Regions from separate parts of the Homo sapiens genome. Here region 2 is linked to region 1. Evidence: chromatin loops called from intact Hi-C (ENCODE). Cell type or tissue: heart left ventricle. All regions are shown on one strand. Links, peaks and the distances in the headings refer to the core of each region. The heading gives the core; the rest is flanking DNA.

What was found. Peaks named below come from ENCODE experiments on the same cell type or tissue, not always from the same donor. Only the 100,000 strongest peaks of a DNase experiment are listed, where the experiment ranks them.
Region 2: a loop joins it to region 1, with 2.6 times the contacts of the local background. A loop is called at or near these places in 2 of 110 quality-filtered maps.

The regions. Positions count from the first base shown.
Region 1 is chr13:43,978,379-43,994,137 of GRCh38, reverse strand. LOC105370182 (a long non-coding RNA gene) reads left to right here. Exons shown (of 6, transcript XR_941918.3): 5 at 7,311-7,437; 6 at 7,518-7,560. Among named protein-coding and RNA genes, the nearest start is that of NRAD1, 36 kb to the left of the region's middle. In heart left ventricle, for the core only: a CTCF peak has its summit at 7,234; no DNase peak of the experiment used is centred there; H3K27ac peaks cover 1,592 bases.
Region 2 is chr13:43,928,835-43,944,593 of GRCh38, reverse strand. No RefSeq gene overlaps it. Among named protein-coding and RNA genes, the nearest start is that of LACC1, 57 kb to the right of the region's middle. RefSeq lists a silencer at 10,931-11,070. In heart left ventricle, for the core only: no CTCF peak of the experiment used is centred there; no DNase peak of the experiment used is centred there; H3K27ac peaks cover 1,234 bases.

The DNA of each region.
Region 1 (15,759 bases), core at 2,557-10,556:
GGTACATGTGCAGGTTTGTTACACAGGTAAACTTGTGTCATGGGGGTTTGTTGTACAGATTATTTCATCATCCAGGTGTTAAGCCTAGTACCATTAATTATTTTTCCTGATCCTCTCCGTCCTCTCACTCTCCACCCTCCAGTAGACCCCAGTGTGTATTGTTCCCCAGCCATTTCTGCTGGGTGAACACATTTCCCCTCTATGTGTTCATGTGTTCTCATCATTTAGCTCCAACCTATAAGTGAGAACATGCTGTACTTGGTTTTCTGTTCCTGTGTTAGCTTGCTACGGATAATGGCCTCCAGTTCCATCCATGTCTTTGCAAATGACACGATCTCATTCTTTTTATGGCTGCATAGTATTCCATGGTGTATATGCACCTCATCTTCTTTGTCCAGACTATCACTAATGGGCATTTAGGTTGACTCCATGTCTTTGTTATTGTGAATAGTGCTGAAGTGAGCATATGCATGAGTCTTTATCACAGAACAATTTATATTCCTTTGGGTATATACCCAGTAATGGGATTGCTAGGTGGAATGTCATTTCTTTCTTTAGGTCTTTGGGGAATCGCTACACTGTCTTCCACGATGGTTGAACTAGTTTACACTTCCACCAACAGTGTATAAGTGTTCCTTTTCCTGCACATCCTCACCAGCATGATATTTTTTGATTTTTTAATAATAGCCATTCTGCTTGGTATGAGATAATATATCATTGTGGTTTTTATTTGCATTTCTCCAATGATTAGTGATGTTAAGCTTTTTTAAAAAAATGATTGTTGACCATATGTATGTCTTCTTTTGAAAAGTGTGTTTATATCCTTGCCCACTTTTTAATGGAGTTGTTTGGCTTTTTTTCTTGTAAATTTGTTTAAGTTCCTTATAGATGTTGGATATTAGATCCTTTGTTGGATGCATAGTTTGCAAAAACTTTCTCCTATTCTATAGGTTGTCTGTTCACTCTGTTGATAGTTTGTTTTGCTGTGCAGGAGCTCTTTAGTTTAATTAGATCCCATTTGTCAATTTTTGCTTTTGTTGCAATTGCTTTTGTAAGCCAATTTTTATATCATTTTCCAAACAGCCACCCTCCTCCTAACTTTGGACAGAGCTTACTCCAGAAGACAGTCTTGGAGTAGAACACCATGGACCAAGTACTTGCCGAGCATGCCCACTGCCCTCGATTGTACATGTGCAAATACTTTCTTTGCCTATTCAGAAATTAGCAGAAACTGTTGAATAAAGGGATAAAGGAGGTGAGAATACTGGTCCTTTATCAGAGAATGAAATAAGCAAAAAGACAAAATCAGAAAAGTAGAAAAGCAGAAAATGACTGTGTTCCTTTGTTCTTGCCTCTTTTTTCCCCCCAAAAAGGGAGGATGCACCACTCTCTCCATTTTCTAAGAAAAGAAGTAAAAACTGAGCGGATAACTCATGTGCCTTCTAAGGATAGTGCCAGCAAGAATAGAACGCAGACCTCTTTCTCTGAAATTTTGATTTGCATGAATTCCTCATCTTCACCTTGAGAAAGGTTCTCTTTCCCATCTAAGCCTCAGAGTAAGATACGTTTGGGCTCTGATTTTTGCATAGCATCTGTTCCTAAGTGAGAATGGCCACTGGAGTTTGGAAACCAGAAAGCAAGAGAAATGGTGTCAAGGGACACAAAACTGTTTAAAAAGGGAAAAACCACCAAATCTCTCCCTCAATCTCTCTCTCTGCTCTCACACACACAGATGCTCAATATTGGCAATGTTAATATATCTTCTGAAGAGACAGAAATGAATAAACCTAACAGAATTCATCTTTGGGGAAAAACAGATGGTTATATAATATGGCTTTTGAGTGAGAAGAATTCCTAGAAAGAAAAAAAAATCAATTGACAATGCAAATTAATTATTGCCACTCACTGCCTTTTTTTCTTTGCACAGAAGATAATTAAGATGACACCAAGAAAAACTGCGGGTTCACAGAAATCAGACCTAACAAGTCAAACAGGTTCCTCCTATGTAAAACCAGAGCTATTGGTGTCCTCTCCCCACCCCCAACCCCCCACCATTCTATCTTTCTTCACTTCCTTCAGCAGCCATTTCTGCTGGGTGATGCTGAGCTTTTTGTTGAGTCAGCCTGGCATATCTTTCATTTGGCAGGCTTCTGACAGGCGGGATTGACAGATCTTTGAGACTCACTCCCATCCATCAGCCTGAGAGGCTTCACAGGGGTAGCCTTCAGTGCCTGTAACAGCACTTCCCCAGGGCCTGGCACACCAGCCAGGCTAATATCAGGGAAAAGAGCACGCGGCAATTTGCCAGGCATTGCCCTGCATCCTCATGCACTCACTTGCCAGGGTAAGTGGGGAATGCTCAAGGCCTCCTGTTGTAATCTGGAGGAGGCCAACCTCAGCTTAGTTCACATTTGCAGTGTGCACAAACACATTCATACACACATGGGTGAGCACATACATAGGCATGCACAGGTGTGCATGTGACAAAGTGAGCTTAAAAACAATAAATTTTACATATTTCTCTTGTTTTTTTCTTATTTCTTTAGCAGAAAAGAATGCTATCAGTCTCCTTAGATGGAAGTGCCTATGACAATTGCCACGCTTTCCTTTTTCAGTCACCCGCAGAGAAAGTCTATTCTTTGGATTCACACTCTCAGCACAAGATGCACAAATGACCATTCCAGAAAAGTGATCAGGAGAAATGTGTGGGGAAATAATACTGTTTTTTAGTTCAACCTCAGTGAATAATGTTTCTTCACACTGCAAATGTGGGTTAACATGCCAGTATTTATCTGCTAGACCCTGTGAAATTGCCTCCCACCCACTCCCTATTCCTGGGTTTCAGATTCTCATTTCCACAAAAATCTGCAGGTTAAACTGTTTGTGACATGGAAGAATAATATTAAGGTGCAAATTAAATCTCAATGGTTTGTTGAAACATTGATACTTGGTAAACATGTATTTGTGGAGGACTTCAAGTTTTTTTCACTTCAAATCCAAGTGAGATTTAAAAAATAATCCCCATTGTTTATTGTCAGAAAGTCATTGGCCATTTATTAAAGAAGCTGATGCAAGAAAATGACATTTGCTCTACTCCGATGTCAACCAACGGAAGCAAAGTCCACTATTTGACCTCTGGGTGTCCTGTTATTTAACAAAGATTTCTGGTGCCTTTCTTTAGGAAGGTGAACATATCTACTAGCAGAACGTAGGTATTAAATCTAGTGGTCCTTTGATAGTAAGAATCACCCAGGTGTTTGTTAAATATACAGATTAACAGTGTTCTTCAATGACATTTCCCATTCAAATAGTGTGTATCTAGAGCCCCAGGCACCTAAATTTTTAACAAGCTCTTTAGATGAAGCTAAGTAACTTGCTTAGTATCACATTGCTGGCTAGAAGTCAAACTGGGGCTAGATCCAGGTTTTTTGACTTTTAGACCAACAGTATGGACAATTCTGTGCTGTATCAATTTTATCGTGGAAAAATAGCAAAGCTGTCAGGCAAAGAAATACAGGATGGTATACCTTTAAGGCAGCTATATTTACATGAAGCTTAGGTGGCAGTGGAACTTGAGAGTATTACTGAGCCACCACTTAAGGTTCTAGTTTTGAAGAACATATGCTATCCTTCTAATTTTAGTAACTATTTTTAACTTCCTAAGTTTGTGATAAAACTAGGCTATCCCTTTATCCCCCAAGTGCAATGGTCAGGATTTCACAGTCCCGTCATCACAAAATGTTCAGAAATCCAGCCTATTCTACTTCAAATCTCCATTTCTTCTTTGTCCCACTTTCTAGGTTCTCTGAGAGTTCATAGGTATCTCAAAGGAAGGAGTCTAGTTTACTGTATGCCGGTAGGGAAAACATATCCATGCCCCCGCCCTCGTAGTATCTACAAGTCCAGGACAGAGTCTTGCTTTCATCACAGTGACAATTCAAGGGTGATCTGGGCCATTTCCTCAGTGTTACCCATAATAAAAGAGGCTCCCAGCCCTTCTGGCTATGGCTTTTTGGGTTGAAGTCCATGTGATTTCCTCTGCCAGACCCTGGACTGTCCCAGGATGGTTGTGGGCAGCATCTGGATGGAGCCGGGTAGCAGAGATGGACTCTAGGACACCCCACAATGAAATATATTTTAAGGTCAGCTCAGAAATAGAAGTGTTTTTATAAATTTCTTTTCAAATCTCAGTTTTAGTTCTAGCTTCTTGCAATAAAATTCCCTACTCCTAGGACTTCTAGTCAGTATCAATTTCATATAAGAAGTCTCAGCCTATTTCTTATATGTATATTCTATTCTTCATCTGAACTTGAGATGCTCCCAAACGATGCCCAAATTTGGTACAGTTAAATGAAGTCAAGCAGGAGGAATTCTCAAAAAAATCATTTTATCCAAAATAGCAGTAAGTCTCATATTGGAAGGTCACCAGCAAAGACTATCAAAAAAACAGAATTTTAAAATTCTTAGTTAGGACCTACATGATATGCTTTAGCGGCACCAAAATTTATTCCTGAAGCTAAACTATTATTTTGTGTGACTGTTCTGCAACCAGTCATGAACTTCTTGGGGACAGAGACTGTTTGTTATTCATTATGTGTCCTCAGCACTTAGCCCACTGACAGGCATATAGTGAAATTTTAACACATGTATACCGAAAAAATAGATTGCGAAAAGTTGTCTTTTCTGAATTGTGCTGGATGCAAGTTCAGAGAAAGCAAAGGCAAAAGCCAAAAGCACACACTATTGCTGACTTTTGAAAGTAATGGGTTGGCCAGGTGGGGTGGCTCACACCTGTAATCCTAGCACTTTGGGAGGCCAAGGCGGGTGGATTGCCTGAGCTCAGGAGTTTGAGACCAGCCTGGGCAATATGGTGAAACCCCATCTCTACTAAAATACAAAAAAAAATTAGCTGGGCATGGTGGTGGGCGCCTGTAATCCCAACTACTTGGGAGGCTGAGACAGGAGAATCACTTGAGCCCAGGAGGTGGAAGTTGCAGTGAGCCGAGATCGCGCCACTGCACTCCAGCCTGGGCGACAGAGCAAGACTCCATCTCAAAAACAAAAAGAAAAAAAAAGAAAGTAATGGGTTAAAAGACTACAAGCATGTGTGTGTTGTAATGGACCTAGAATGTCGTAAAATATATTAAGATTTGGGCCCTGGTGGTGGGGCCGGGGGGAGCCGGGAGAAGCACTCTGCAGAAAGAACCTTCTTGTCCTTTGTTAACTATAAAATCCTCAGCTCTCCGGGGAAGTAGCCCTCCTTTGGTGGAACTCCCTGGAACATAGGGTTCACTTGAGGGGCATTTACCAGTCAGCCCATATTCTCTGGGGAAGAACAGCAGGCAAAGTAATGCTAAGCTGATGGGCCTCTTAGGCCTGAGGAATTCAGGGATGACTACCTAGGTGGCTCAATGGCAGCAGAAGCTGTGGGAAATGGACAAATGGACAAAACTGGTGTGAGTTTTTAAGCAATACCCAACTTACCTTTCTTGGTGACATTTTACAACATGTGGCTTTTTTTGCTTGATTTACAGTCACATCCAAATCACTGCTGAAGCAGCTCTTCTGCTTCCTACTCCTAAATGCTAAATACCTTGGCAAGTTTGGCACATTCTTTACCGATATTACTCATAAATCTTTTCACTAGAGACTTTGACATTTCTTAAGTAATGCCTGAGATGACAAATTAGCTTGGAGTCAATCTTCCCATCTATTTTTATGCAAAGTTTGTTTCCATTTGACTATAAATAGAAAAAAAAATGGGGAAAAAAGATAACTAGGAAAATTGATTTTTAAAATTCTCACATTAAACCAGGTTATAAATGGATGGAAAACTGGGCTTGAAGGTTGACATTGAGCAGGTTACTTAGTCTCTTGCTGTCTCAGTTGTATCATCTGTCAAAGAGTAAGATTGGATTCAATAATTAAATTGTCATTTTAGGATTGGCACAAGGAAAATGAAATTTCCTAGCAGCCTTAAATTTTTTAAAATTAATTTTCTATTAAATTTTAACATATATATAAAGAAAAGTGGCATATTGGCCAGGCACGGTGGCTCACACCTGTAATCCAAGCACTTCGGGAGGCTGAGGTGGGCAGATCACCTGAAGTCGGGAGTTTGAGACCAGCCTGACCAACATGGAAAAACACTGTCTCTACTAAAAATACAAAATTAGCCTAGTGTGGTGGCACATTCCTGTAATCCCAGCTACTTGGGAGGCTGAGGCAGGAGAATTGCTTGAATCTGGGAGGTGAAGGTTGCAGTGAGCCGAGATCGTGCCATTACACTCCAGCCTGGGCAACAAGAGTGAAACTCCATCTCAAAAAAAAAAAAAAGAAAGAAAAATGGCATATTATGATGATCTCGCTTAATGAATTATCACAAAAAGAACTCAACCATCTAAGCACAACCTTGATGAAGAAATCAAGTATTACTAGCATCTCAAGCCTCTCTCATGGCCCATCAAGTCCCCACCCTGCTCAGCCTTTTCCAAACATAAACACTCATCATTACTTCTAAAATCACAAATTAGTTTGCTTTTGAACTTTATAAAAATGAAATTATACCATATGTTTTTTAACGTCTGTAAGACATATATTGGTCTATAATTTGGCGCTAATCAAAATTCAGATTTATCAACATAGGTGACCAAGGTTTTGGGCCTTCGTGCTTAAGCCTTTATGTCATTCAGAATTACTCCATATGTGGGGAGGGAAATGACTCTATGTATTATGAGCTGAAAGATATTTAATGTACATAATTAGAGTTTCACATAACCATTGAAAGAGCTGGGGAGGCAAAGGTCAAGAAGGCCACTTTAGGAGACCTGGTGGTATAGTGATCACAGAGAAGCCACCACTGATGACATCGGCTGCCTGTCCACGGGAACCCGGAGCCAAAGGAAGCCCTCAGTGAAGATCTCAGCTCCCCAGCCAAACTGTTGCAAGAAAAAAACACCTTCTCCTTCTCTTCCACCTTTGAAATCTCATGTGAATTCTTCCTACTGGCAGCTTTAACCCAGAATCCGATTCAGGAAAACGTTCTGTGACCTAGGGAAAAAGAACACTGAGAAGGGCAATGAAGACACAGAGCTAAAAGCAGATAATGTGGCCAACACTTAGTTATAAACTAGCTGGTGGAAGCAAATTGACCTCTCTGCATTTCTAATCTTCTAGTCTCTCCTAAGTCTTCAGATCCATTTCCAATACAAATCCTATAGTGCCCTCCTTAGGGATACTTAAAAGCCTGCTTCTATGTTACTTCTTTCAAAACCAGTGAGTGACTTAGAAGGTCTTCTCTTTTATTGCAGATGCGTAGAGCAGCTTCTGAAGATCAGCAGGCCTGTGCAGCATCATCTGAGGGTCCCCAGAATTAAAGCAACATGAAACCCTTCATACTGAGTGTGGCCACTTCCCACTGACCATGACTCACAAATGGTGAGGCCACCTGACAGCGTTGAAGATAATTACTATTCATCCTCTTCTGCTAATAGAAACTATTTTCTCCCCTAATCTAGGTTTCCAATTTTAGAAGCTGCCCTGTCCTCATAAAAGAATTACCAGGAAGGTAGGAGGTTTGTTTGTTTGCTTTTCTGTGCATCTAAGTACCCTGACAATCTAATCTCTGGAGAGTCTCAGTAACCAGGCAACACAAGTCATGCTCCAATTGTGCGGTCCTCAATCCACTTTTCCTGTGCTATTCCAGTTCAAAGTAAGAATACCAAAGCCAGAACTGCAGAAGATAAATGTGGATCTTTATTACTACAAGCAGATAACGGGGTCTGCCCCCTCTTCTTATTGCTGAGTAGAAATTCTGAGGCAAGTGCTTTTAAAAAGACTAGAACAGCACATTTTACCTAAGAATAAGATTATAGCTAGTAACCTGTTTTTCTTACAAAAAAAGAAAATGGAAGGAGATAGCTTTTGTCTGGTGACAGTTTATTTTAACCCAGATGCTTCCTCCACTTGTAATTTGGCCTCATTTGTGTTTTCAGAAACATCACCAATTCAGACGGGTTTCTTGGGTAAGGACTTAATGGACAAGGTTAAACACAGCTGTTCTGGTGCCTGAAATCCTTAAGAGTCTAGCAGGACCGGAGCAAGTAAAATAAACTCAGAAAGAGCTGTCTGGATCAGTGTTTCTAGAGACAAAATGAGTATAAATGAGCATGGAGTCAACAGGCCTCCTGGGTCAAGGTCAGAGGCAACCTGGGGACACGGATTAACAGCGGAAGAACACTGCCTATAGTACATTTGCTATGAGACAGCACAGAATTGGACATTCTGGCCTTTAATCATCAGGCTATCACAAGGAAAAGTGGTCCAGATTTAGTACTGTGTCAGCACTTTTTATAATAAATGCTTCATTTACTAGGAATTTAGCTATCGAGTTGCAGATGATAAAAATGACACTCAAATGCAAGGTCAAACAGCAAACATTTATAATTCCTGTCTATTAGCTAAATACACAGTCCTAATTATCCAGGTGAAAGGGGTAATTGTTTTCCCAAACAGTGCCTCAATCTCCAGTGATTTACAAAGCACTTTTACACACATCATCTCGTCACAGTGGTGTGTATGCCCTTGTTACACAGATGGATTGAACTGGAAATTGTTTCATTTGCCAGTTTTAAGTATCTTCCTTTTCCCTGTGGGTGGTTTCTGTAAGGCCTGATGGACATATTATCATCTGGATCTTCCAGGCAATGACACCTCTAAAGAGGCCGATGAACTAGAACTATCAGTTCTAACACCTTAGGCAAGAATCCCTCAATCTCTCTGGGTTTCAGCTTCTTCATGTGTATACTGTAGATATGTTGTCAAAATTGTGCTAATCTTCACCAACTAATAAGAAATGATAAGAATGAGATTTTGTGGATATGGGACTTTAATATACAGTGAGAGGAATATAAATCAGCATGACTTTTTGCTGGTGTTATGTAATAAAATGTAAAACGTACATACCATTTCATGCAGAAAATTTATATCCAAGAATCTATCCCAATGAGGTAGTTACATAAATATGCAAGTATACACAAGATGTTCATCACAATTAGAAACAACCAAAATGTCCACCAACATGAGACTAGTTCAAAAAGATACGAGGTATTCATACAAGAGACTTTATGCATCCACTGAAAAGAATCATGTAATTCATATTGGTTGACTCAAATAGAAGCTCCATCACATATTTTCAAGACAAAAGGAATTACAAAGCAGTATGGTTGATATAATCCCATTTATGTGCAAATCAAATAAATTCCAGATTTCACTGTGGTTCAATTCAGCCCAGTGTCACATTCACAGAAACAACCCAGCAACAAAAAGGCATTACAGAGTAATTTCAGCCTTGGCTCTCCATTTTCAGAAAACATTAAAGAACCTACAATTCCTAACCCACAGCACCACATCTTAAAATAGTCTCTGTATCCCACCTTTTTCATCTTGTTCTCTAATTCTCACACTGTAATAGCTCCTGAAGGCTTTCTCCTCCCCAATATGCTTTTCTACTCTCAACCAAAGACATCACAATGATACTCAAACAGATCAGCCACTTCTCTTTTGTCCCTCTTCCTTCTTCCTTTGTTTTTTTTCTTCACTGATTACCATACTCCGAAAAATAAGGTGGAGAAAGAAGAAAATGCTAAGTGGACAAAATTTCCTTTCCAGAGAGTAGGAGAAAAAGAGATTGACTATGCATATACTACAATGTCTTAACCTTGTAGCAAGCGCAAAATTATTTAAGTGATATCTACTGCATATATGCCTAGAAGTGTCTGCAAGGATGTTGACAAAATTCTTAAGAATAATTATCTCAGTTGGGATTTCCCTGTGAACTTTGCTTTTAATTTTATATCTCTCCTTATACCTCTTTGAGTAACTCATGATGAACATGTTTTGTTTGTGATCAAAACCACGAAATAAACTCATGTCAACATGTAAAAAAAGAGGTTGTAATGATGCTCACAAGAAACAATAGACATGAAAAAATACACAATTTAAGTACAAAGTATAAGCATTTTAAATAAATACGATTGGACTGTCTCTTCCAGTTTCCAACATTAATAAGCTCCATTATTTTGGAATTATTTTAATTACTCCTACATGTTAGAGTTGGTTAATTTCTGAACAACAGTCAGATACTCCCCTGTGTTGCTTAATTTGTTGTTTTATTATCAGTCAGCCCTGTTTAATTTGTGAGTCCACTGGGTTATGACTTGTACAGCATTTAATGATTTGTAAAATAATGTTAAGTATTTTAAACTCATTGCAATCATTTTTATTCATGTGCTCTGGAAGCCATCATTTTGAGGGGGTCTCTTTGGAGAAGAAGGAGTTGGTGTATGTATATTTGTATACATTTCAATTTCTCCAAATCCACACATCCAGTACCTCTTTCTAAATATATGGCACTTATTTATTTTTATAATTCACGAGCCAGACAAATTTTCCTCAAAATCAAGGTACTTGCCTGTGCAGTTCCCAACATTCTGACTCATGAATCTCCTCTTAGCTGGGGAAATTCTGAAAAGAAGTTTGCAACACGTCGCCGTGGGGCCCAGTCACACAGCTGTTAATAACGACTACCAGGCGGCGAGTGCTCTTTGTTCCTGAGAAGTGAGCTTGTCAGACTCCCCACCCAGAAATCCCAAATGGTACCCTGCTCATGGCTGGAAATTCCATCCTGGGAGTTTCAGAAAGCAGAATTTTTCCCTTAACTACTATATTTACACTTCAACATTTCTTCAACATTATAACTAAATACCTGAATCAGTTCTAGTCATGGACAACTTATTGCAAGTGTCTTTGTGAGAAGAAAAGAAGAAATAACCGCTGTTCAAAAATCCTAAGAGACCCTGAAAAATTGGAAAAAGTGATTGGAATCAGGTTTTAGCAGGCTGGCTATAGAACAGAACCTTCAGAGTGGGGAAAGTACCCAAAGTAAGTGGAAAATGGCTATTTGGCCCCACAAGATGTAGGTGTCAGGAAGGGACTCTACACTTCAGTGATATTCTATAAATATTAAGTGACATTTTAATACATTTAGCAGGCTATAGCTATTGGCTTTCTTTTTATTCTGGAGAAGCTTATCTTTTTGTCCTTCAAAGAGTCACTTGAGTATCCCTTAGTAATGTGAATAAGGGCGAGTAAGCCCCATTGAACTAGAACTATAATCTGATGGGACCCCTTTACCTCCCATTTTTTAGTGTGACCTGGGAAATATTGCTTCACTTTCTAGTAGGAAGTAGATCAACCTGCCCAGAAACCTAGGCCCTTCTACTCCTGAAGGAAGAGCTTGGTGGGGTTATCACCTCCTGAGGGAAGCCTCCTCAGACTTCCCTCACTAGACGATTCTTCTTTTATGTAATTTTACCTTGTAGAACTCCATCATTGCCTTATCACAGTTTGGCTTTGCATTTACATTGTTATTCTTCATTTAGTATTTCAATCCTACCCTGGGCTTTAAGCAACATTACAGCAGGCCTAAGGTTCTCTTTGTTTACTATTATATTCCTAATGTCTCACAGAATGTCTGACTCACATTAGCACTCAAAAAATCCAGTACCTGTTGAATGAATAAATGCATGAGTTGAGAAGATTTTTTTAGAATAATACCAATCAAGCTCCCAGGGACAGAGAGCATTAATGTTCAAATTACAGGTATCACCAAGGTAGAAAGACCTAAAGCCAGTAGACAGGCCCTAGATTTGAGTTAGAAACAGAAAATGAGGTGGTTGTTTAATTTCTATGATGTGGAAGACACTAGAACTGGTCCTGACCCATTGTTTCTGGGAAGGCCTGTGCTAGCACCTGGCTGGGTATATAATGAAAAAACAAAACAAAACCCATGTCTATGGATGATAACAAGGGCCTCACTTTATTATGGTCTAAAGTGATCTTAACTGAGCAATGGACAGGAAGTGACCTTCCCTTTAAGGATTGCTCCGGTCAGGAAAAGACTGTCAAAGCAGAAGGTTTCACCCAGCCCCACTTCCATGTTCCTGGACAGCATGCAGTGTTTAGCAACAAAAGCAGGCAGAGTCAAATCAATACACAAATCATGCTTCACCTCCCTGCCTGCCTCTTCTGCTGGAGGGATCTAACAAGTCACCTTACTCCATGTGGGGTGCTTCACATCCAGTGGGTGGTACCCCATGGACTCTCACCTACCTTCCATTCATTTTCACCTGAACCTACCCTACAGGAGATAGCACCTATGAAAGTCACCACATGAAGGAATTGACGTCTTTATAACTCAAAGGTCAGTTGGTTTGAAGCCAGTGCCACCAAGTATAAGCCAGGCCACCCTCAAATGACAATTTGTAGCCTATATCCTGACACCATTAACTATTCTTGGAACCGAGAACTCCCATCTCTGTATTTCCAGCAAGCCCAACCTCTGCTAGGAGCTTTTTTCCATTCACCACCATTGTCCACCCACATGACTCAAAGCAAGACTGAATTTATCCCTTGCCAACACTTAATTGATGCCAGGATACAAGAGGGCAATGACATTAGAGCTGAAAGAAGGAGAGACTGAGTGTCTGGACTGTCTGTTTTTATAGCCACTTAAGGACTTGTGTACCACAACCTAGGAACTTCCAGTGCAAGTTATTCCCACCCAAAACTAGGTAGAGAAGCAGTCTTGTTATATAAAGACCAAATGATAATATATCATTAAGCTCAGTCTGCCTCTCACCAGTGTAACCTAGTTCTCAATTTTATCTGTTATCATCCAAAAATATAGATTGAATCTCATCACCCTTCGGTTAAAATTCTCCAGGTAATTCTCATTACCTACAGCAGGGGTCCCCAACCCCCGGATGGTTGACTCATACCAGTCCCTGGCCTATTAGGAAACAGGCCTCACAGCAGGAGGTAAATGGCGGGCCGCTGAGCATCACCACCTGTGCTTTCCCTCCTGTCAGAGCAGTGGCGGCATTAGATTCTCATAGGAGCATGAGCCCTATTGTGAACTGTGCATGTGAGGGATCTAGGTTGCATGGTCCTTGTGGGAATCTAACTAATGCCTGATGATCTGAGGTGGAACAGTTTCATCCTGAAACATCCCCCCTACTCCATCATGCCCCGACCCCTGCTTCATACATCCTTGAATTTGTATTAACTGCACAAGTTTTTAAAATTTCTTCTTAGATATTTTAAGTATAAAATAATATGTACTCAAAAATTCAAACAGTATAAACAGTACAAAGAAAAAATATTATGTTCCCCTATTTTATCTCCACATCGGAGGTAAACTGTTAATGTTTTGGTATGTGGCCCTTCAGATCTTCTTCTGTATATAAACTTGTATGTATTGGAGTTTCATCATAACTTGGCAAACCAACTAATGTAAACATGTAAAAAACACATAGAAACAGATGAAAGGACATATTAATACAAAGAGAAAGCAATATATGTCTTCCTTAGTAAACTATGTGCTTCTTTAATAAAAGAAGCATGCCTTGCTACTTGGTAAATCCCCAGGGCCTATTAAAATTACAGTATAGGAGCTCATTAAATGTTATATAAACAAAAAAAGGAAAGAAAAACATTCCGTTAGTAAAGATCGATCTTTTCTTAGTTTTAATGTGCACCTGAAAAATATGCATTTTATGTGCCCATTGATACAGGGGACATTTGTCAAGCATCTGCTGAATGGTAGACATTATGGCCTCTATGGCCATGAATGGGGGCAGGTAGATACATAATGATGACAAATAGAGGTAAGGGCCACAAGAACATCAAAAAGGAATTCCCACAGGCAATCAGAGGTAGCCAGAGAACATTTCTAGAGGGCAATGTAAGCTTAGTATCAGTGACCTGCCAGTCAACTTTGAGGTGGGGGTACAGACAAGACTTGATTAGTAGTACACAGTGATTTTCATGGCCAATTTCAGGTAATCGATATAGTTAAGAATCTGTTCTCTTAAGCCAATACAAGCCTTCTCCAGCACACCATTGAATGAGGGGATGCCAGCCAGCATTTTGGAAACCCCCTTTCTCCTTCTGTCACCATGACCTTCCAGTGCCATATCATTTCAGCTACTGCATCATTTCCCCTCCCATGCACTCTGTAAGTGAAACAAGGTGTTCTTTGGGATGTCTGGGTGAATGGAGACTGGGAGCAGTAGAGAATTACTTCTAGACCTGATTCAGCTTATGGAAAACAGCCCTCTCCAGGGGCATACGCTTTATGTCTGTCTTACTGGCCCTCAAGGTGTCCATTCCCCCCTCTTTTCCCTTTTACATGGCTTGAGCTGATGAGTTCTTCACCAATACTTCCAACCCAGTTTTGTTGAATGAGCCAGAAATCTCTCAGAAAGACAAAGAAAGCCAGTGGCGATTGCATATTGTAAGTAGAGTTCGACTCTAACCAAGTTCACATCCCCTGAGACTTCAACCTGTGTATTTAGATATCAGATTTACAGTGGAATACATGGCCTGGAGTCTGACAGATGAGTCAGAGTGTATTTTAAGAGGTATTGGACACATCTTAAGATTATATTTTTCTTTGAAGTCAGGAACAAAGTGTACCAGCTATGCCATGAGAAGTTATCATTTCAAGATCCTGTTTTGAGAAATCATATAGTATAAGTTTCTAGAAGACAGACTTTACAAGAATTAGTCCATATGAGCCCAAAATGTTTTCAGTAGGATTATTTGGGTTTGAGCTCTGCCATTTATCACAAATCTTGAAAAATACAAACAACCAACAAAAAAACTCATATCCACCTCTTTGGGGTTCGAAATGTGTTTTTCCAAGTAGGGCATCAACCTATAATATTCTCATTCCTCAGACTCAGACTTGCAAACGAGTGTGATATTCTAATTTTACACTCAAAATAAACCGTGAAAACTAGTAAGTCAAAAGAGATCCCTTGGAGAATTAAATCATGCCTTCGAGGATAAAAACAAAGGGTGGGGAATTGTGGAGACAAAATTTAATCCAACCCAGTTAAAGTCAATGAAACAATATTTTTTGTTGTTTAAATTAAGAATATCAATGCACTATCCCTGAAAATTAGCAGTACATTTATTCTACTTTTTCTCTGGAAGATTTCAGACATAGGGAATTATTAAAGTAATTACTGACACGGAAAAGAAAGCAATGTTTTAAGATGAAGTATAATGCATCAAAAACCAAAGACTGAAGCAGGAAAGAACTCAGAACAAGAAACAGACCCAAGCAACAGATAAAGGCTGGGCTGGATAACCTTTCACACAACATTCCCAGCCAGGGCCAGCTTCATGAACATGCCACCTGTGCAGTCTCACAGGGCCTCATGCTCACAAGGGCCCCGTAACGCTCTGTGGTTGTCGTTTTGAAATTCTCCATTTTATCTTGGAATTTGTGTTTTTAAAATGAAGTCTAATTAGGCAATGGAGCACGTGCTGGTTTCTTGGAGCCTTAGTCCACAGGAGGGCCTATCTCCTGCCACTTCCCTGGGGAGGATTCTCAGCCACCCGCTCTTCCACTCCCTGGTGCCTAAGGCCATGCCCAGCCTCCCCTTCCTGACCCTTCCCAGACATGGCTGCTGCCCTCTGGCCCCTGCTAAAGCCTGGGCACAGGAAGGGTCTGAGTAGAACTAGTGTGTCTGGGCCAGGATGTGGTGGTGGCTAATCCCACCCTAGGCTGGCAGCATCACTGTGCATTAAGAAGATGACTTGCATCTTATATTTCATAGGATGAACTGTATGTGTAGGATATACCAACCTCAGTAATTTCCAGAAAGGGTCCTTGGCAGTCTCTTTCTT
Region 2 (15,759 bases), core at 3,364-11,363, 50 kb after region 1:
AAGGGGTTAACAAAGTTGAAGTCACTACTTAATTAAAAAGGTAATCTAGCTCTCTAATCTGTTCTTTTTCTCTGGAAACTTTGTACCCTGTCCTTAGGTAGCTTTATATCCTCTGCTTCCAACTATGCTCCTCTTTTCCTTCCCTACTAGTGGTACTGCTCCTTGCTCAGGCCTAACCTAGGGGTCATCTTTAATTATTCTCTTTTCATTGTCCTACATTGTAATGCATCACAAATCCTTTTGGATTCACCTCCAAAATAAATATCAAAAGTCAACCACCTGTCGCCATCACCACCCATCTCTTTCTTGGGGTGAGACTATTATATAGTCCCATAACAATATATATAATAACTATAATGATTGTCTCTTATTCTACTCTTCAAACTCCTGTAAGTCATTTAGTACTCCTGTAAGTCAAAGTGGTATATTTAATTACTTCTAGTAACTCCTTATTGCATTTAGAATAAAGTTCAAATTCCATGATCTGGCCACTGTTTCCATCAGCCTCATTCTCATTTGTCATGCCTGAGTTACACTGACCTTCTTTCTTTTTCTGGAACATGTTAAGCTCATTGTCACCTCAGGGCCTTCATATTTCTTTCTGTCTGGAATGGTACATGCTACTCCCCCAGATCTTTCTGTGATCTTTCTCATCATTCACATCTCAGCTCCTTAGAGACTTATCTGATCATCATAACTAGAGTAGCCTCGCCTTGTATCTGATCTTCTATTTCATTTTGCTGTTTTATATATTTTTATAGTACTGTTGCAGGTGGATGCCCAGGGAACCAGAGAGTGAGTAGTGGTTTTGCATGGAAGAAGTTATTAGAGGTACTCTTGATCAACACCTGAAGAAGGGAAGGAAAATAAGAATGCTGGGAAAAGGGAGAAATTAGGCTATAACTGCAGTCTCAACAAAGACCTCAGCCAGCCCCACAGGGAGTTCTGAAGCTAGAATGGCTTTTTAGAATATACCAAGTTTCAAAACGAGGAGACAAGTCTTTATACCCCCAACATTGGATGCTAGCTGCCCCAAGAAGTCACAGCAGCTCTTAAGTTGAGACAATTTCCAAAGACACCTGAAAGCTAAAACTGTCTGTTTGCAACATTCTCAACCTCTTGAGGAGTAAGATTTTAAGTATTGAATAGGAATATGGGCAACATTTCACCAGAGTCCACCCTTTGAATCCACTGCTTTGTATAAATTCTGGAGGCAGCTTAGTTAGGATGCTGGGGCATCTGATTCTCAGTGAAACTTATTGAGGTTTAGTGGAATAAAATACATCTCTAGCCACTGCAGCCAGTCTTGGGATCACATTCTCCCTCCTCTACTCTCCATTCTATATGCTCCCTAAACTCACCTAGAAACTCCACAGGTTTATTTGTCTTGCCTGGTAACATGAACCAGACCCTTATCCTGTGGGGTCTGAGCTCTCAATCACCATGTCCTTCTCTGATTATGGCTTTTGCACTTGTCTACTATTGTCAAACTTGGGCAAAGGAATAACAAGAGGCACCTAAATAAATAATGTGGGTGCCATATATATTCTTCCCTGTCTCCATTGTATAACAGTAGCCCAATGTCCTAATGATGCCAGGAAGCATCCCCTTCTTGCCTGTCGGTCCCTTAGCACGAAGATCTCAAAGTGCCCAAGAGTCAGCTTCAGCTTATAGTTTAGTAAGATTCCTGCTGTGTCCTCTGGTGAAAGCATTTCCTCTCTGGGAACCAGGACCACTAAACCCACAGAACCCAGAGATGCCAGGAAAGGAAGATACATCCCGCAAGCAGATAACTGGGAGAGATGAAGGACCATTCATGCCTCTACCCCTTAATTCCAGGACCCATGTATTCTATCTAGTGGGGATGTAGCACTACATAAAATTCATTGATTACTGGTAAGCACTGCACCCTAGATAATGACACCCATCCCCACAAAGTATAATCTCAAAGTTCCTGCTTCAGCTGTTCTTTGAACATACCTTTGCTCTGCTAATCCAGCAGCTTCTGGTGGTGCAGTATATGAGAGGATCGGTGGATTTCTTAGTCATGTGCCCACTACTGCATCCCCTTTCCTTTAAAGTGAGTCCCTAACTCTGAGGCCAGTATGAGTCATTCCATGCTCATGGACAAACACTGCATAGGTCCTCAAGTAGTAGTGCTGGTTGAAGCTCTGTGGAAAGGAAAGACAAACTTTTACATACATTCCCCAAATATATTTCTATTTCTATCAAAATAAGCCACTACTCTTTCCAGGGTGGAAAATGTCTAATGTGTTTAACTTGCCACCAAGTGGCTGGTTGGCATTCTGGAGGGTTGGTGCTGTACTGGGGACTCGGCATTGATCTCTGCTGCTGGCCATGCTGATTTCTGTTGGGCTCAGGCATAGTACTAATCTCTACCACCAGTGATGGTGTCTTTACTCCTAGCTAGGCAGCAGGTCATCCAGCCCCTAAATGCTAAATCAGTGTCTGTTTCCTTGATATTCTGCTAGTACTAACTGCTGCAGGTCAGGACTCCCAAGAAGTAGACTGAGATAAAGATTAATAAGTAGAAAGTTTGTTAGGGAGTCCTCTTGGTCCTCACTGATGGAAAGGATAGAAATAGGATTAGGCAGAGGAAGAAGTAGGGTTGTGATGTGGTCCCAACAAGGACCAGAGCTAATCCTACCAAAAGATGGAATCGACCTTCAGAGTTGTCCTGAGCTGGGTTAAGGGGGTCCAGTTATTGGAAATGACTACCCTATAGGTAGGAAACATGACCTTTGGCAGGGTAACTCTCTTCAGATAAGGCAATTCCCAAAGAAAACTATGTTACTCAGGGTTCTCCAGTGAAACAGAGTCAATGGGATGGATAGATAGATAGATAGAGAGATAGATAGATAGAGGATTTATTATGAAAATTGGCTCACATGATTATTGAAGCTGAGAAGTTTCATGATAGGTCATTTGCAAGCTGGAGAACCAGGGAAGCTGGTAACTTGCTTCAGTCTAAGTCCAAAGGGCTGAGAAACAAAGACCAGAGAACCTGAAGTTCTAATGTCCAAGGGTAGGAGAAGACAAGTTTCCCTGCTCCAGAAGAAAGAGCAAATTCAGCTTTCCTTTGCCTTTCTGTTCTATCCAGGCCTTCAGTGGAATGGATGGTGCCACACACATTGGGTGAGGATAGATCTTCCTACTCAGTCTATTGATTCAAATGCCAATCTCTTCCTGAAACAACTCTACAGACATACCCAGAAATAAAGCTTTACCAGCTGTCTAGGTATTCTTTAATCTGGTCAAGTTGACCCATCAAGTTAACCATCACAGGGACTGAGAGGTGAAGGCTATCTACAGACAGCATTCCTAGTGACTAGGGAAATAAGAACACCATACCTGAAGGGGTGTCTGGGAAGGCTATGGTAGAGCTCATTACAAGTATGTGTCATTATGTGAAATTATTTTACTTAATTTTTTCTCTCATTTATTAAATATCTACGCTAAGTAAAACTAGACACTATGAGGGCTAATAACTTATCTACTTGGCATGTAGTAGGTAGATTCTCAACAAATATTGTTGAATTTTGAATGAGTAAATTAAAACTGATTATAACTCCTATCAAAATAACCAAATATAATTTATAGAATGTTATTTGAGGGTACAATTTCACTGATAGATTGGAAGGATTTTTGTGTGTTTTTTGTTGCTCTCTTCTTCCTTTCTTCCTTCCTTCCTGTTTGTCTTTTTGTAGTTCAAAGCCAGAATATAAAGGTCTATAGAAGTCATAACCAGATACCTCAAAATCATTCATTTTTTGGATGCCATCAAAAGAATTGTAGATATTTGGAGGAAGGAAGGAAGGAAGGGAGGGAGGGGAGAGAGAGAGAAAGAGAAAGAGAGAGAAAGAAAGAGAGAGAGAGAGAAAGGAAGGAAGGAAGGAAAGAAAGACAAAGAAAGAAAGAGAAAGAAGAAAGAAAGAAAGAAAGAAAGAAAGAAAGAAAGAAAGAAAGAAAGAAAGAAAAAAAGAAAGAAAGAAAGAAAAGAAAGAAAAGAAAGAAAGTAAGAAGAAAATAAAAGAAAACAGCCTTAGAAATTAGTTTGCCCACCCCTGGAAGAATTCGTATTTAGGAGTAACGGCATGAGGAAAAATAAATTGAACTGGAGTATTTGGGTGTGCGTTTATGTGGCATAAACCTGGGAGAGCTGGTTGCTCCCAGCAGCTGCTATGGTGAAGCCGAGACCACATCCCTTGCATATTGAAGCCGTAATAGTTTCAAGAGATGTCACCTTTGTGAGGCAAGGGCTGGAAAAATGCTGTTGTTATAAAGAGCACATTTTGGGGTAGATTCTTTCTCCAGCTTGGGGCAAAGTTGCAAGGGTGAACTGGAAACACTTTAAGGTCCATTACAAGTTTAAAATGTGATGGAGGAGTGAAAAAAATATCAGAGTTTGGTGACTGGAATTTCTGGAGCAGTTCAGATGGTAAAGTTATGGCTCCAAGCACCAAAGGGTTACCCTATTAAACTTCAGGAAATGTCTGGGCCTCCAGTGATATTTTACTCCAACTTCAAATCACAACTTCAATTCACATTTTAAAGAAAACTAAGAAAAAAAATTAAGCTGTTTTTAAATTATATACATTTACCAATTAGATGAAAACCTAGATGCCAACTTGTTACAAAAGCCAAGTGGAACTGCAGTTTTTATCTGTAGTTACCTAAAGAAAACCACGCATAAATTTGGTTAATATTTTATATCTATAACTATATATCTATGTACATTTACATATGTAGACAAATAAAGATATATCAGATGCCAGCTGACTTCCAGATAGTGATTTGTAATATTCTTTTGAAGATAATACCTTCATAACCATCTTTTTTTTTTTTTTGCTAGGATGTCTAGCCAAAACACACTTACTTTTCATAATGGCATGAAATATGTGAAGAATAAGAAAAATTACCTATGAAAACAGCTAGTGCCAAAATCAAATTGAAAATTCAAGGAATGCCAAAGTCTGAAAGGGCGTTATGTGTGCACACTAGTGAGCTGAAGTGGTCAGCCAGATTCACCAAACAGCTCTCAGTTCACTTGCAAGGTCCATTATAGGATTTTCTCATCTGCCCTGTTCTTTCTTCTTTGGCTTCTGCATGAACCTAAATAAATACATTCTTTACCCAGAAGGGTGTGTCCACCCTGTGGTGTGGGTCTGGTGATTGGCTTCAGGAAGGAACTAAGTATTGAAATTGGCTGTGGACACCATGGTCTACATTGCCTTTGAGCCACAGTCTTGTTTGCTTAGGGAGAGGAACAGGCTGCAAGGAGGAGGCACCTTCTTCCTCCACTGCTGAATTTCAATGAGCAGAATCTATCAACAAAGTCAGGGCAGTGTAAGGCCTGACAGGCCCTGGGCCTCTTCTGGGCTGAGGCCAGATGGGATTTGAGCCTGATGCAGAACTTGTTACATTTAATATTAAAGAAGCATGAAGCAATAGCATGACCCAGGGAGGCGTAGAAGTTATGGCCAGGCAGCCTTCTCTTTCCTGCCCTGCTGTCTGATGCTACTCAGAAATAAAGGCATCTTCTTTTTCAGATAACTATATAAACAATACATAACAGGTGCTAGTTACACATTTTACTACCATAATTCACAAAAAGAAAATGCCACAGCTTATAAATTGTGTGTGAATTTCGAATTTCATTTTGTCCTTAAAATGATTTCCTTTCCCTAAAACTTGAAAGCCAGTACATTCAGTTGCCTATATAAATTAACTCAACAGTTTGGGGTATGCCTGGAGAGCAGGCCTAACTTCAGTACCAGGCTTGCCAGATTCAAGGGTTCAAGACAGAGCCTGGTCTGTTTCTGGTTTTATCTAGCTGTGTACTGGTGGGAAAACATTTCACAGTGGTATCTTGTTCAGTATTACTCCTCCTAGGGTGTCTCTGTGCCCTCTCAATTTATTTCACTGACAAAAAGCATGTTTTTAATCTGTCTGCATCACTGAACTGACTGAGAAAACAGAGAGCACAAAATAGATTCTATTCCTTGTGAATTATTAAAGCAAGTTGTCAGCAACTGTAAATCCTGCTAACGGATGACAGCCTCAGAAACAGAGAATACAATCTGTACAGCCTAGTGGAACAAAAGAAAGAGAATCACTTCTTGAATGGAAAATTGAAGAAATTCCTATTTAAATTTAGAATATGAATTTCAAGGCCATCCTGACCATCAACCCAAATCCAAATTAACCAATAAGTCCTTTTAAGCCATGGTTGGATAAAGTTTCATACCATTTTGTTATTGTTGTTGTTCTTGTCTTTCCTTAATACCTTATCTGGTTGAGAGCAGAATCAGCCAGAGTGATTTAAATGATGTTTCAGAGGAAAAGTTTGTGGGCACTTAATATAGATACCTTTTAAAGCCTTTGTAAAAAGATGTAAAAATTGTACATAAAATAAAACAAATGTATGACTTTAACCACTAAATGAAACTAAAATAAAGGATACTGAGTTCATGTGAGTTCCATTCTCCCTTTTGCCAATTCTAATTCATTGTCTATTCATTTGGCAAGTGTTTGCTGGAGTCACACAATAATTTATTTCCTCTCTGTTCTTTTTGCAGCAAATACTCTTGGGAAGGTATTTAGAACTTCCTGGCCAGCAAAAGAATATGAAAAAAAAAGTCTTTACTATAGTGTTAACCAAAATTTTTTTATTTCACCAGTTTGGGCGTTTATTTGTATCCATCCTACATTAGAAAATGCCAGGGAGTAGCTAAATATTAATAATGTTGTTTTTCTTTTTCAAGAAACACCATGAGCGCCACAGACTCTGATTCAAAATGAACTCATGGCCTAACATCAATGAGACACCGAGCACCAGATGTCAGGTCCAGAGCTGCCCTGCCTGGGGTGTGAAGGGGCCCCTCCCCTCTCTGAGCCTCAGTGGCCCCACATTCATATGACCTGAAGAGTAAATGCCTCCTGAAGTTTTGTACTTGAGGCACCTCACTCACCCACCCTGGTCCAGTCCCTGCCTCAATGTTACTACTTTGGTAAGCTTTATGACTCCAGAACCAACAAGTATGAAGGGCTTTCTTTATTCTGTCTCTTCACAGTGTAAGATGGGTGAAAATTTTAACAGTTCACCTTGCCTCCAAGATTAATCACACTCCCAAAGCCCAGCAATAGTGGATGCTTTCTACATGAGCTGCCTCAAGTTGGGGTTAAAGAAGCATTGCTGCCCCAAGAGTGTTCAGAAATTGCATCGAGGGCAGTGTCTGAATGCTGACACTAGACTGTTTTGCTCAACAGTGATCGCTCCTTTGGTTCTTGTCTTGTGCTTTAGCCCTGATTTTTGCTAACTGTGACATTTGGCTTTAGTTCCTCTTGAGTTTCTGCCTCCTGGCTTCCACCTTGTCTCAGCAGCAGAACTTCCAACTCTGACCGTTAGCCATGTCCTTGATCTGGTTTGTCGTGTGGATTCTCTTTGGGTTTCCTGCCCTCTTTTCCCCACAGTCCTGGGCTAAGGTCTGGAGGCCATTTCAAAATCCATGACGGTCACTGTGAGTGTGTCCTGGAAGCGAGAGAGGAGGCCAGAAAAACGTTTTCTAATGCTCTTTTCCTACCATATAAAACAGATTTTAAAAAATATATTTTGCTCTTCTGGAATGCATAGGTGTGTTACAAAAATTAACATCTGTGAAGCCTGTGTAGATTAATGTGAAAAGCATTTGTGTAGAAGAGTGCCAAGCTATTGCCTTGGCAACAACTCCACAATAGAAAAAGAAAACCTCTAACATCAGCTATAATTACAAAGTAAGGCGGCTGCTTTTGTTTTTACCAACACAGCAGCTCTGTACTTCCAGGTGCCAGTTATCCCCTTCAAATTAGCTATTGTGATAAATTATCAGTTATTTCATCTATTTCAGCAGTAAACCTCTGTCCAAAAAATTGTTTGGAATGACCTTTTGGTATTTCCTTTATGACTGGTAGCAGGGACATTAAAAAAAAAAATCCTTAATGGTAAAAAGTCTTTGTCCTACCAAATGTGGGGGGAAATTTAGCCATAATCTAGGAACTATTGGAAAGAGACAGAGACAGAGACAGTGACAGGAATGGATAGATAGATGATAGATAGATAGATAGATAGATAGATGATTGATAGATAGATAGATAGATAGATAGATAGATAGATAGATAGATGATAGACAGACAGAGATTATGTCTATCACTATTAGACCTGGCTCTAAAGTAGTAAGGTAGATGTGTGCACATGTATGCATGCACGTGGGGCAAAGGGGAGGCAGGTGTATGTGTGAGGGAGTGAGAAAGAGACAGAGAATATCCTAGGCATTCCAATTTGTTGGTGGAGTGTGATTTTATTTCTCACCAAACAAAGGAAGCAAATCTAACAGGCTGTGCATGCTACAACTTCCACTCTTGTCAGGAAAATTTCTCAGTTTCAGTCTTGATTGGAAGCAGAAATTTTTTTGAAGCACAGATGATTTGTCAGCTGGAAGGCAGAAGGTCTCTTGGGACACACCACAAGAATGTCTTTCCTCCATCCAGGAGTCACACAGTCTTGTCATCATCTCTGCTGCTGCAAACCAGCCAACACGGTTAGATGTACAGACTTGTGAACACTTTCAATTGGATTTTTGAGAAAAAGGTTACCCTCCAAACTGGTCAATTTGTTCCTAAGCTTCAAGCTCTCTCTCCCTTCCCCATCCAAAACACTTCCTTCTTTTTCTGCTTCCACTAGTCTTTATTTCATTATTCTCTCCCTCAGACCCCTCTCTGCCTCTATAAAGATAAGCAATTATTTTAAGCTTCAAACAAGATGCTGACCCTTGGGGGGCCTTCAAATGCAGAAAGTCTGGGAGAAGATGGAGGATTTGCAGATCAACAGCTCCCTAGTTGATACTCTGGGATACTTTGCAGTTAAGACTAAGGGACTGATGCTGATAGTTTTACTACCTATAGAAAAGTGTGCAAGTAAAGAGAACCAAAGCCTCTCCCCTTCTCTTGAGGAATCTGCTTGCTGCTTCCCTTCCTGTTGGCAGACAATTCAATTTTCAGGTGCCCACAAAGAGGCAGAAACATTCTTACTTTATGAATTCTGGTATTTCTTAACTCATACTGTATATGATTCCTGACCAACATTAACAATGGACTGAATTCCCTGGGATTATAATATTCCCTGAATCCCAGGGTATCTGCCTGTCAGATTCTGGTGAGGACCACCTGAGGCTAAATCAGGACGAAGGCATTCATCCTGTGTTATTGCTCCTAATTCTCCATGGTGCTATTCAACTTCTCACTCTGTAATTGGCATACTACCTTCCCAATTTGCCAGGACTGGCGATTTGCCACATTTCAGAAACTACTTTTGTGTATGCCAGATTATACTGAGGTTCCATGTTCATGGGGTTTTTAAAATCTCTTTTAATCCCTTTGATTGATAGATTACTAAAATATTTCAGGGTGGATTTGTTGGGTCTGTTTTCCTGTTGCCTAAATTCAATTTAGTTTAATTTATATATGGAATTATTACTACAGATAAATATAATCTTTAGTAAGAATTCCATAATTCCATATTTAAAGATGCAGGGGGGAACATACAAATTTAAGGCACAGTTTACATTCTAATTGGGTAGATAATTCAAGCACAAAGAGAAACATAATATAGGACAGAGTAAGGTGTTGTGTCCTAACACATAGAAAGTTATTCATTTACTACTATTCTGTCATGTGTTGGCCATCAGGAATGGGATACTTATGAGAAAAAAAGATGAACAACACAAAGAAGGAAAAGGGCTCTATCAAAGATAGATAGATAGTTAGATAGATAGATAGATAGTTCTTACCAAAGATATGACTAACATTGAATTCTGAGAGGGGCCTGTGCTCCTCTAGCCACACCAGAACCCTCTAAATAGTGTTAAATCAATCTGTTTTCAGGGTATAAGGGTGGAAAGCTATTAAATTATTTTTGTAATGGTGAAATTCAAAGAATAGAAGAGACCTCACAGACCACTTGAGCCAACCTTCCAGAAGAGGCTGAATTCCCTCTTTCAACAGAAATCTCCCTGTATCAGTGAGAGCCCTTCCACTAAACAAACCCAAAAGTGATTCATTCACCTCTTATTGACTCAGCAGCTCATTCCCTCTTCAGACAACTCTGTTCAACTTTCTTACACTAAGAGGAAATCTGTTTCCCTAAAATCTACACCAGATGGACATCTAAACCCTTCCAAGAAAGCCCTTGGATGTTTGAAAACAGGTATTGTGACCCACCACCCATCCTGTTGCCTGTCTCATCCCACCACATTTTTCTCTTCTACAACTAAATTCCCTCAATGGATATCCAATTTCCTCAATGGATAGCGCCCTTCACAATTATTTTATTTTGTTAAAATGTAAAAATAATAAGTGACTATTGTAGAAAACACAAAAAATATAAAGAAACAACCCTACAAGTGTGTGATCTAGTTGGAAAGATAAATGTGTGATAAGGATGCTATAAAAGCACAAAGAAAACTGTACGTGGCATAGCCCAGAGGTACGAAAGTGCATGATATTTAGAAAACTGGAGGACCTCATTCTGGGAAATGATCTGTATGAGAGAGGGGTAAAAGATGAAACTAGAGATCTAGATGGGCAGAAACCAAATCACAAAGGACTCTATGTGTTAAGACGTTTTATTTTTCTCCTAAAAGTTGTAGGGATACATGCCATTAATGTGTTTAAGGAAAGGAGAGATAAGATAAAATGTTTGTTTCTGAAAGGCCATTCTGCTGGCAGAGTGAAGAAAGAATTGAAAGGAGCAAGCTAGGATCAAGAAGAGATCAATTAAGAGGTTATTGCAGAGAAAGAAGTGATGAAAAACAGACTGGCAGCAATGTGGGAGTGGGAGAGAGGCATGGAAAAAATATTTAGGTGATAGAGTCATTATGATTGGTGTTCAATCGAAATTTAGAAGTGAAAGGGTCTGGGAACTGAGTGCATGGCAATTTGAGGAACTGAAATACTCAATGTGGCCAGAACAGAGTTCATTTCAGAAAAGTGGTAAGAAATGAGAGTAGAGGTATGATTGGGCCTGGTATAGGCCCTTGAAAGAGGGGTAAAGGAGTTAGAACTTCATACCCAGGACAATATGAAGGCTTCGAAGAATAGTCATCAGAAGAGTGTCCTAAGTAAGAGTTCCATTTTCAAAAACCATTCAGGTTTCAGTGTGGACAATGAATTTTAGGGAAGGGGGTAAGATAGGAGGTAGAGATAAGAGTATTGCAATAATCCATCCACATGAGACAACATGGTAGCCTGGATAAGAATAGTAGGACTGGAGAGTGGTGGATTAGAAATACTTAGAATGAACTCCAACAGGACTTAGTTATTGATATGATTATAACATTATAACATAATACCTCAAGTCTAGTACACATCTACTATGTGCCTGGCACTGTGCTCAGCAGTTGGTAGGGTGAGGTCAGAGAGTAAGAAGCCATGGATAATTCTTAGGATTTTTCTTTGGTCAATACAGGAGGTAAGGGCAGGTTGAAAAGAAAGACAAGAGGTTCTAGTTGATGCAGGAATATCAATGAACAGTGGAACATACATGTCTAAAGTTCAGGAGAGAGATTGGGCTAGATTTGGGAATTATTACCTTAAAGGTGGCAATTAAATAGATGAGAGAAGATGAGGTTCCTGGGAGAATGTGCAGGGTAAGAAGGGACCGTGGTCTAGATTAAAACACTAAATAAAGAACAGAGGAAGTCGGTGACTTTTTCTGTTGACCCAGAATTGGTACTTAAGCCTGTAGCTGACAACTACTGGTTGTAAGTGCCTAACATTATAAACATAAGTATCAATAATCTGTGCTAAATGTTCCTTCTAGGACTTACTAAGAATTTCAGACTTGCCCCTACAATAGTCATCCCTTGAGTAGATTTACCATGAAGCTAATGAAACTTAACCTTTAGGGTCTCTCACTTGCACAGGCTGTTTCTACTGTCTCAATAATATATTTACAAGTCATATGTTGTTATAAAGTTTGAAAAAGTAAAATGCTTTAAATACAACCATTAAGTCTATTCCAACTTCTCTCCATCACACTTTCCTAGAAACATTAGGTATAACAGGTTTTTGAGTTCTTCTAAGAGGATATTGAGTTGGGGACTCATTTAGTTTGGGTTTAGTGGGGTATTTTATGTAATTCATAGTCACTTCCAATGTATAGTTAAGTTACTGCTAGCTGCACTGGTATAGGAGAAATGTTCGTAAAACGCTCACCACACCAATCACTCAGAATTGTGACAAAATAATGCATGGCCAGAGGACATACAGTGATATGAACATTGCACTTGCCACTGGAAATACACAAGTAGCAAAGAAAAACAATATGAAATGCTTGGAACTAGAGGCTAGTCCTTTAGAAAATTCTTCCAAATCTTACAAATCATATATGAAACTAATTTGGTCAAGGTTTTCCCAAATTTGACAAAAATCCTAAAAATGTATCTAACTATTCCTATAATGAGTTGTGAAAAAGTTTATCCTTTGAAGAATCAAAGGGTAAAAGAATACACATCAAAATTATATTAAAGAAATTAATTTAAGGTTGAGCACAGTGGCTCACACCTGTAATCCCAGCATTTTGGGAGGCCGAGGCAGATGGATCATTTGAAGTCAGGAGTTCAAAAGCCTGGACAACATGGTGAAATCCTGTTGCTACTAAAAATACAAAAATTTGCCAGGCAGTAGTGGTGCATGCCTGTAATCCCAGCTACTCAGAAGGCTGAGGCAGGAGAATTGCTTGAGCCTGGGAGGCAGAGGTTGCAGTGAGCCGAGATCACACCACTGTACTCCAGTCTGGGCAACAGAGTGAGACCCTGTCTCAAAAAACAAAGAAAAAAAGGAAAAAAGAAATTAACTTAAAGACATGTCTTTTTTCCAAATTTCTTGTAGTAATTGTCAAGTTTCCAAAATGTGTAATTTAGTATGATCATTAATAAAAAATAAATAGAAAAAGCATAGAGGTATTTGTTTATTTATTGTATTATTTTTGTAGAGAAGGTGTCTTGCTATGTTGCCCAGGCTGGTCTCAAACTCCTGGCCTCAAGTTATCTCCCTGCCTCAGCTTCCCAAAGTGCTGGGATTATAGGCATGAGCCACTGCACCTGGCAAAAAGCATAGATTTAAACTCAACAATCACTAATTATATTAAATGTAATTGATCTAAACACACCAAATAAAAAGCAGAGATTTGTCAGATTGGATAACATCGAAAAATAACTACATGCTGTCTGTAAGAAACCCACTTTAAATTTAAAAAGCAGATGGGTTAAAAGTGAAAGAATGAAAAAAGATCTTCCATACTAACACTCATTAAAAGAAATCTGGAATAGTTTTATTAATATCAGATAAAATGCATTTCAAAGGAAAGAATTAGCTGGAATAAAGAGGGTCATTTTTAATGATAAAGGAAGCAATCCATTAAGAGGACATGACAATTCTAAATGTTTTGGCACCTATTATCAGAGAGCTTCAAAATACATGAAGCAAAAACTGATAATACTGGAAAAAGAAATAAATAAATCCACTGTGAAAATTGAAGATTTCAACACCCTTCTCTCAATAATTGAAAGTGGATGAAAATTCATGAAATACATAGAAGACTCAAACAGCACTATCAACAAACCTGACCTAACTAATCTTTTAGAAGACTACATCCAACATTCACAGAATACAGGTGGTCCCTGACTTAACAATGGTTTGAGTTACAGTTTTTCAACTTTAAGATGGTGCAAAAGCCATATACATTCAGTAGAAACTCTACTTCGAATTTTGAATTTTTATCTTTTCTCAGGCTAGTGATATGTGGTACTATACTCTCTCAATACTGGGCAGCAGCAGCCAGCCAAAGCTCCCAGTCAGTCACAAGATCACAAGAATAAACAATCAATACTCTACAGCATACTCTGTTACCAGATGATTTTCCCAACTGTGGTCATAAGTAAGTGTCCTGAGCACGTTCAAGGTAGGTTAGGTGAATTAAATGCATTTTCAACTTAATATATTTTTAACTCACAATAGGTCTATCGGGACGTAACCCCATCATAAGTTAAGGAGGAACATCTGCACACATTTTTTTTTTTTTAACAAATGCACACGGAACATTTACCAGGTATATTCATTTCTTAGGGACACCATAACAAAATACCATAAACTAGGTGACTTTAAAACAACATAAATGTGTTATCTTCTAGTTCTAAAGGCTAGGAGTCTAAAATCAAGGTATTGGCAAGGTTGGTTTCTTCTGGAGGCCCTGAGGGAAAATCTGCTTCACGCCCTCTCTCCTAGCTTTTGGTGGTTACCAGCAATCCTTGGTGTTCCTTGCTTTGTAGGTGTGTCACTACAATCTCTGCCTCTGCCATCACATGGCATTCTTGCTGTATGTGTCTGTGTCCAAATTTCTCTCTTCTCATAAGAACAACAGTCACTGGATTAGGGTCCACCCTAATCCAGTATGACCTCATCTTAACTTGACTACATCTGCATTTGCAAAGACCTTATTTCCAAGTAAGGTCACATTGATAGGTACAAGGGGTTAGGACTTAAACATATATTTTGAGGGAACACAATTTAACCTGCAAGACCATACATTTAAGAGGATTGAAATAACACATATTCTCTGACCACAGTGAAATTAAATTTAAAAATCAATAACAAAAATGCATTTAGAAAATCTCCAAATATTTGGAAACTAGACAACACTTCTAAATATCCCATGGGTCAAAGAACAAACCATGAGTGAAATTAGAAATTGAGCGGAATGAAAATAAACACTTCTGATTGGCTACAGCGTGGTGTTTGCCTTATTTGAACATGGTTCAAACAGTTGGCTATGTTTGAATGGCTAAAACTCAGTAATTAGCATAAGTGTAGGCTATGGTCTGTTTACACTTCCACTTGTTACAGTACACAGTGAACAGAGAAACCTTTAGAACGAACTTAAAATATGTAAAGAGGCAGCTTTAGGCTAAACTTGATTTAACAACACAATATATTAAAACCTGTTGGATCCAGCTAAGGAGTTTTAGGGACATCAGTGGTTTAAGAGCTTATAGAATAAGATGCTTGTATTTGGAAAGCAGAAGGAAATTAATGATTTAAGTTTGCACCTTAAGAAACTATTAATAGAGAAAGAAGAGAAAAGCCCAAAATAAGCACAAAAAACAATTAAAATAAAAATAGAAATCAATGAAAGAGAACACAAAAAAGCAGTAAAGAAAAACCAATGAAACAAAATAAAAACCCCAGTTCTTTGGGGAAAAAAGTCAATAAAATTAATAAACTCTAGCTACTCAGCTAAAGAAGGCAAAACAAATAAGTTGCCAATATCAGGAATGAGAGAGGAAATATCACTACAGATTCTATAGTCATTAAAAGGAAAATTAGGAGCAACTTTATGCCAATAAATTCTTCAACTTAGATAAAATGAACAAATTCTTTAGAGGACACGAATAACCAAAGCTCACCCCTAAGAAGAATTAGCTAACCTAGATTGCCCCATATCTTTTTTTTTTTTTTTTTTTTTGAGACAATCTTACTCTGTTTCTCAGGCTGGAGTGCAGCAGTACGATCTCAGCTCATTGCATCCTCAACCTCCAGGGCTCAAGACATCCTCCCGCCTCAGCCTCCAGAATAGCTGGGACTATAGGCACATACCACCACACCCAGCTAATTTTTGCATTTTTTTGTAGAGACAGGGTTTCACCA